Regions from separate parts of the Mus musculus genome. Here region 1 is linked to region 2. Evidence: chromatin loops called from intact Hi-C (ENCODE). Cell type or tissue: heart. All regions are shown on one strand. Links, peaks and the distances in the headings refer to the core of each region. The heading gives the core; the rest is flanking DNA. Region 1 holds the start of Usp38 (ubiquitin specific peptidase 38). Region 2 holds the start of Abce1 (ATP-binding cassette, sub-family E (OABP), member 1).

Region 1 (2,863 bases), core at 364-2,863, 1.3 Mb before region 2:
GCTCTTTCTGATCACTTCACGCCTTCAAAACCACCTGGGTGACCCTTACACATTACCACGTAGAGCTGCAGCTCGAGATCTAGCCTTGGCTATCTCTGGAACACAGTTTCTTTGTGCTCTCAGAAAACACTTCCCAGAAGATTTCACTTCAGTGACGCTGGTCTCTTCGTAATCACCACTAATTTCTTAGCTCCAGCTACCAGCATCAATTGTCCCAGTAATCCCTTCTTTAAAGCCAGAGCCACATGGCCAAAGCTGCCAAGTTCTGCTGCTTGCTGAAGCTGGAATGTGTCCTCCCACCTCCACCATGTTCTATTATCAGCTTTCTGTTTTCTAACTCCCTCTCTGCCTAAGTTTGGGTTTCCTGAAATGAACTCAGAGACCTACATGGCTGTCTCTTGTAATGCTGGAACTAAAGGCATGTACCACCAGGCCTGGAGTTAAGCTCTTCACCTAGAACCTGCTTGTCCCAGGCTGGCCTTGAACTCAGAGATCTGCTTGGCCTTATCTCCATGGATTAAAGGTGTATGCCACTATGCCTGGGTCTAAATTTAGCTGAGAAGGATCTTGCTTATACACTGAACACTGAATACAAAAGCTCACTATTTTTTATTTTTTCCAGACATGGTTTCTCTGTGTAGCCCTGGCTGTCCTGGAACTCACTCTGTAGACCAGGCTGGCCTCGAACTCAGAAATCCACTTGCCTCTGCCTCCCAAGTGCTGGGATTAAAAGCGAGCACCACCACCACCCGCTAAAAAATCTATTCTTACAACAACCTTGTTTTGAATCACCACTAAATATATGAGCCACCAGTACTCTCTCTACATTAGCAATTGTTTCAGAGGAAAAACCCAGCCATTTAAGGCATTGGAGTATGTCTGGGCCTAACAAGGTCTTTAGAAAGATTTCCCCCAAAGCTTGGTTTGTTTGTTTGTTTGTTTTCTTATACTTTCCTCCATTCCTCAACTAGTGCTCTTCTCGCGTTTCCAAAATTTTCTCAGACACAAGATTTTAAACAATTAATAGCACTTCCTCGAATTGTCTTCATAAGCAACATGTCTCAGACTATGACATAGTAAAAGTTCCTCCATTTTGTCTCAGGTGGAGCCATCTTTGGTTTACCCGGAAACTGACACCATCATTCCCTGATGAAAGTGAAAAGTCCTGTACCCCAACTCTGTCCTAGAAACTCGGGGAAATGCCTCAGGCAACTGCACGTTTTGGGCTTCTAGTAAGCTGCTTGCTTACTTTATTTCCCTGCCAACGGCAAACAAGGAAGTAGTGTTTCCGTGTTCTCTGCCTTTTACAGCTCCCTGCACAGTGCGTTCTTCCGGCTGCTCTGAGAGAAGGGTTTCCCCCCGGCAGTCGCCGGCGGCTCAGTATAGACTCTCGGTTCGCTCGCGCTGAGTGGTCTCTGAGTTTCTAACCCTCACCACTGACGGAATCCACGTCCGGCGACAAGAACCTCAGAGCTCAGAGTAGGCTCCCTGAGCAGCGCCTCCGGAAGTCCGCCAGTGACGTACCACACAGTCTCCAGTGACGTGAGAGTGGCCGCGTGACTCACTCCGTGCCTCTGCGCCTGCGCGCCAGGGAAGGGGGCGCGGCCTATCGGGGGAGGAGCTACATGGAGAAGGGGGAGGGGCGGGGCCAGCAGGAAATGGGTCGAACGTAGCCGGGAAAGGACCGGAAAAAAGTGGGCGGGGCGAGGGCGGACCTATCCGCTGTACCTCGGAGCTTCACTTCCTATTCGCCAGTATTTCTGCTTCCGGGTTCAGGGTGTTCCGCGCCTCCGGCTCCTCTCCTTGGCAGATCGAGGTACTCGCATTGACAGTGCCTCCTGACTCAACCCAGGGCGACTTTTAACTGCCCACCCGCGGGAGCCGGGGCTCCGCACTGACCCGGGACACGAAGGCGCTCCTCACCTTCCAGCTCAGCCTGGAGGGTCCCTGCGCCCGGAGGCTGGGAGAGGTCGCGGGCCCAGCGAGGCAGCCTTATGCGGACCTCCGGCCCCTGAGGCGGACCGCGGGGACCCGCAGCCTTTCGGCGTCCCAGAATCGCTCGCTCCCGTCCCGGCTCGGATGGGCCTTCCCACTCGATAAATGTGGCTGCTGAGGCGGCGGTGGCGGTGGCCGGTCCTGCTGCTGGTTGGCTCCAAGTTCCTCCCCGCCGGGGCGCTTTGCTGCCCCCCGGGGCTGCCGCTGCCAGCTCTTTATCCCCAGGGCCTGGCCTTGCAGAGTGGCGACGATGGACAAGATTCTGGAAGGCCTGGTGAGCTCCTCGCACCCGCTGCCCCTCAAGCGGATGATTGTGCGGAAGGTGGTGGAGTTCGCGGAGCATTGGCTCGACGAGGCGCAGTGCGAGGCCATGTTTGACCTGACGACCCGCCTCATCCTGGAGGGCCAGGACCCTTTCCAGCGACAAGTGGGCCACCAGGTGCTGGAGGCCTACGCGCGGTACCACCGGCCGGAGTTCGAGTCCTTCTTCAACAAGACTTTCGTGTTGGGCCTCCTTCAGCAGGGCTACCACTCAGTGGACAGGAAGGACGTCGCCATCCTGGACTACATTCACAACGGCCTGAAGCTGATTATGAGCTGCCCGTCGGTGCTGGATCTCTTCAGCCTGCTCCAGGTGGAGGTCCTGCGAATGGTTTGCGAGAGGCCGGAGCCAGTGCTCTGTGCCCGGCTGAGCGACCTCCTGACCGATTTCGTGCAGTGCGTCCCCAAAGGGAAACTGTCAGTTACCTTCTGTCAACAGCTGGTTCGAACGATAGGTCATTTCCAGTGCGTGTCCACTCAGGAGAAGGAACTACGGGAGTATGTCTCCCAGGTAACGAAAGTGAGTACCTTACTACAGAATATTTGG
Region 2 (2,826 bases), core at 1-2,500:
CAGCCTGAGACCCAATTTCCCTGACTGTTGCTGTCCTCTCCAACTGCTTAGGATCAGCACCAGGAGGTGTCTTGTTCGGTGTGGTCATTTTTAAATTATTCTATAGAGAGACAAGCAATATACATTCTACCATGCCATGACAATCCTTCTGCAAAAATATAAAAACAGAATTTCAGTGCCCAGCGTTGTGGCACATATCTGTAATCCTAGTACTCAGGGAGGCAAAGGCTGCAGAAGCACAAGAATCTGAGTTCCAGGTCAACCTGGTCGACCACAGTGAGCTCCAGGACTACACAGAGATACCTGTTTGGTTTCAGACCCGGGACCAGGGAATGAGATGCATATTTTAAATACCAAAGCAGGACCTGGCTTCCAGGTTCTCCCAGCATCCCTCAGTCCCTATCTGGATATCCTGCCTGGAACCTTGAACTTTCCAGCCCAAGGGCTGGGCTGCCCTTCCCCCAGAGGTTTCTCCCTATATAAACCAGACGTTTTGGTCTCTCTTCCTGTTTTCCACTTCTTTCTCTGCGTGCACTCAACCCCTTCTCTCTTTCCTACCCCCCCCCCCCCCCCCCGCTTCCCCATGGAGATTTCCCTGGCCTTCGTCCTTGGGGCTAGTGAACTCGCCCATCTAAGATCAGCTTCCCAATAAACCTGCATTTAATATACTCTAATCTGGCTTAAACTGGCTAATTTCACTGACGGCAAAGAAATAAGCTATCAATACTCTGTCTACAGAAATATATCAAAAAAAAAAAATAAAGTAAAATTTCAATGGCAAAATAATCACTCATATTTCCTTCATCCTCCTTACCTTTTGTTAATCCTAGTAAATCTATGAAAAGTATGAAAAAAAAACTTCTTGGAGAGTGAAAACCATGTTAAATTGTTTCGGTGACTTTTATGGCTACTTTACACTATTGTAAATTATACTTATAATAAATTCCATAAAGTTCTGCTACAAGGCTAACATAACTATAGACCACCACCTTGACACGTCCCTTTGGATTCCAAACTATCCTTATAACCACCGCACAAACAATAATAATTTATAATTTACATAATCACAGAGACATACATTCCGTTAAAACATGAATACCATGCCATTGGAGATGTAGGGGGAGAGGGGCGGCCCATCTCGACACGGGAACAAAATTCAAAGAACAGCCAAGTAGATGAGACAAAACGCTAGGGAAGAAATGGGTTCCTGGCCTTAAACAGTAATACTGAAGGAGCTGAGAATTAGACTTGGGATCCTGCCTACCACCTCCGTCTTACCGGATTAGCAAGGCCCACAAAGCCTGAGGAGACAGCAAGCCTAACGCCGCCGAGACTAGGGAGAAGGGCTCTACCTGCGCCCGCTAGCACACAGTTCTCTAAACCGAGGGAGAGCCGCTGTCTTACACACCTGATTCGCCACAATTCCGGTTCTCAGGCCCCCGCCACTCCCACTGCGGCTCGACGATTCTAGGCTCCCTCAGTTCATTGGCGTCGCGGCGCAATGACGTCACCAACGTCATCACTCCCTCCAGGGCGCCGACTCTGCGCTCTGTCGCGCACGCGCACTATGCCCTCATGCCTTGCGCGAGGCGGCGGCTGTGCACCGCCATCTTTGCCGGTGGCGGTAAGAACACGCTGTGTGCTAAGACCTGACGGCTAGCGCTGCTTTGGCTACTGCACGCCCCGCTGTAAGGGGCCCGCTGTCTCCAGGTACGAGAATTCGCGGGAGAGGTTTGGTGTTAGGCGGCCGGCTGCCACCTTGGGAAGACTCTTAGGGACACAGTCGGAACGCCTGTAAGTTAGGCCTCAGTAGCGGAGACCGTAGCGCGTGGCAACCGGCTCCAGCTGCACATCTGGGACGCCGGAGCGTTCCGCGCGCGTCCGTTCGGCCATCCCGGCCTCAGGGCGTCTGTATTCCAGACACGGCCCGCTGCCACGAGAACGGTCGCAGATGCCATAGCCTCTGCTCGCCACCCTCCACTGCCCCTTCCCCCCACCCCCGCTCCCACCCTCAAGCTAACCCTTCTGTGGAGGACGCTCCGCACCCAGCAGATCCCCCAAGCTTCCCCTCACAGTCAGACGGCTATGTTGGCATTTGGTTGTAAGAAGTAATCCTTTTTTTTTTTTTTTAATAATTGTGGACTGACTCATAGCATCTTGCCGCCATGAAGTCCAGTGCTCCTAGTCCAGTCCCAGACTTTATGGAAATGATAGGCAAACGTTCTATCTTTCTCATAGAGCGACGTGTTCTCAGTTGGGACTGCGGTTAGTAGACCAAGTGAGTTTCCGAGTTGAGTGCCTGTCTTTAGGACTTCCGAGAAGCACTTTGTAGCACCCTGTCCTCTTCCCATTAGTGACTTAATCTCTTGTTTATTACCTCTTCGGCTTCTTGACATCAGGGATGCTGTCTTCAAAATGCCTTTAAATATCCTTTCTAGGCTTAATACATTGTAGGTATTTAGTATGTGTTGCAAATAAATGATGGTCAAAGGTGAATTTCTGAACCTCAAGAGCTACATAAGTATTTTCTCTATTTTGATGGTAAAAATGGTAACTAAGGAATAGCTGTCAAAAAGCTTTTATTGCTTTGCCCTTTCTTCCAAGGGACTACAAACTACGGAGTTAGAGTAACATTTGTATTGTAGCCTATGGTCCTGTATGCTGAAAGTAGTCACCCTGTGTCTGTCAGTTGATAATGTATTCACTATAATCAAAAAGCTTAAATATTTTTGAACCAAAATGTATTTAAGGTTTTATCTTTTCATAGCACTGCTTAGCTCACCTCTATAAATGAAACAACAAAGACAAAAATATGTTTCAGAAAAA

Evidence for each region. Hi-C counts contacts between places; a loop is a spot of excess contacts. Peaks named below come from ENCODE experiments on the same cell type or tissue, not always from the same donor. Only the 100,000 strongest peaks of a DNase experiment are listed, where the experiment ranks them.
Region 1: a loop joins it to region 2, with 3 times the contacts of the local background. A loop is called at or near these places in 7 of 42 quality-filtered maps.

What each region holds. Positions count from the first base shown.
Region 1 is chr8:81,013,819-81,016,681 of GRCm38, reverse strand. It overlaps Usp38 (ubiquitin specific peptidase 38), which reads left to right and starts at 1,776. Exons shown (of 10, transcript NM_027554.2): 1 at 1,776-2,863. The coding sequence starts at 2,246. In heart, for the core only: no CTCF peak of the experiment used is centred there; DNase peaks (open chromatin) are centred at 1,631 and 2,741; H3K4me3 peaks cover 2,167 bases; H3K27ac peaks cover 2,018 bases.
Region 2 is chr8:79,710,427-79,713,252 of GRCm38, reverse strand. It overlaps Abce1 (ATP-binding cassette, sub-family E (OABP), member 1), which reads left to right and starts at 1,513. Exons shown (of 18, transcript NM_015751.2): 1 at 1,513-1,710. Anapc10 (anaphase promoting complex subunit 10) reads right to left here and starts at 1,490. Exons shown (of 5, transcript NM_001357234.1): 1 at 1,409-1,490; 2 at 1-100. The coding sequence starts at 88. In heart, for the core only: no CTCF peak of the experiment used is centred there; a DNase peak (open chromatin) is centred at 1,522; H3K4me3 peaks cover 2,246 bases; H3K27ac peaks cover 1,564 bases.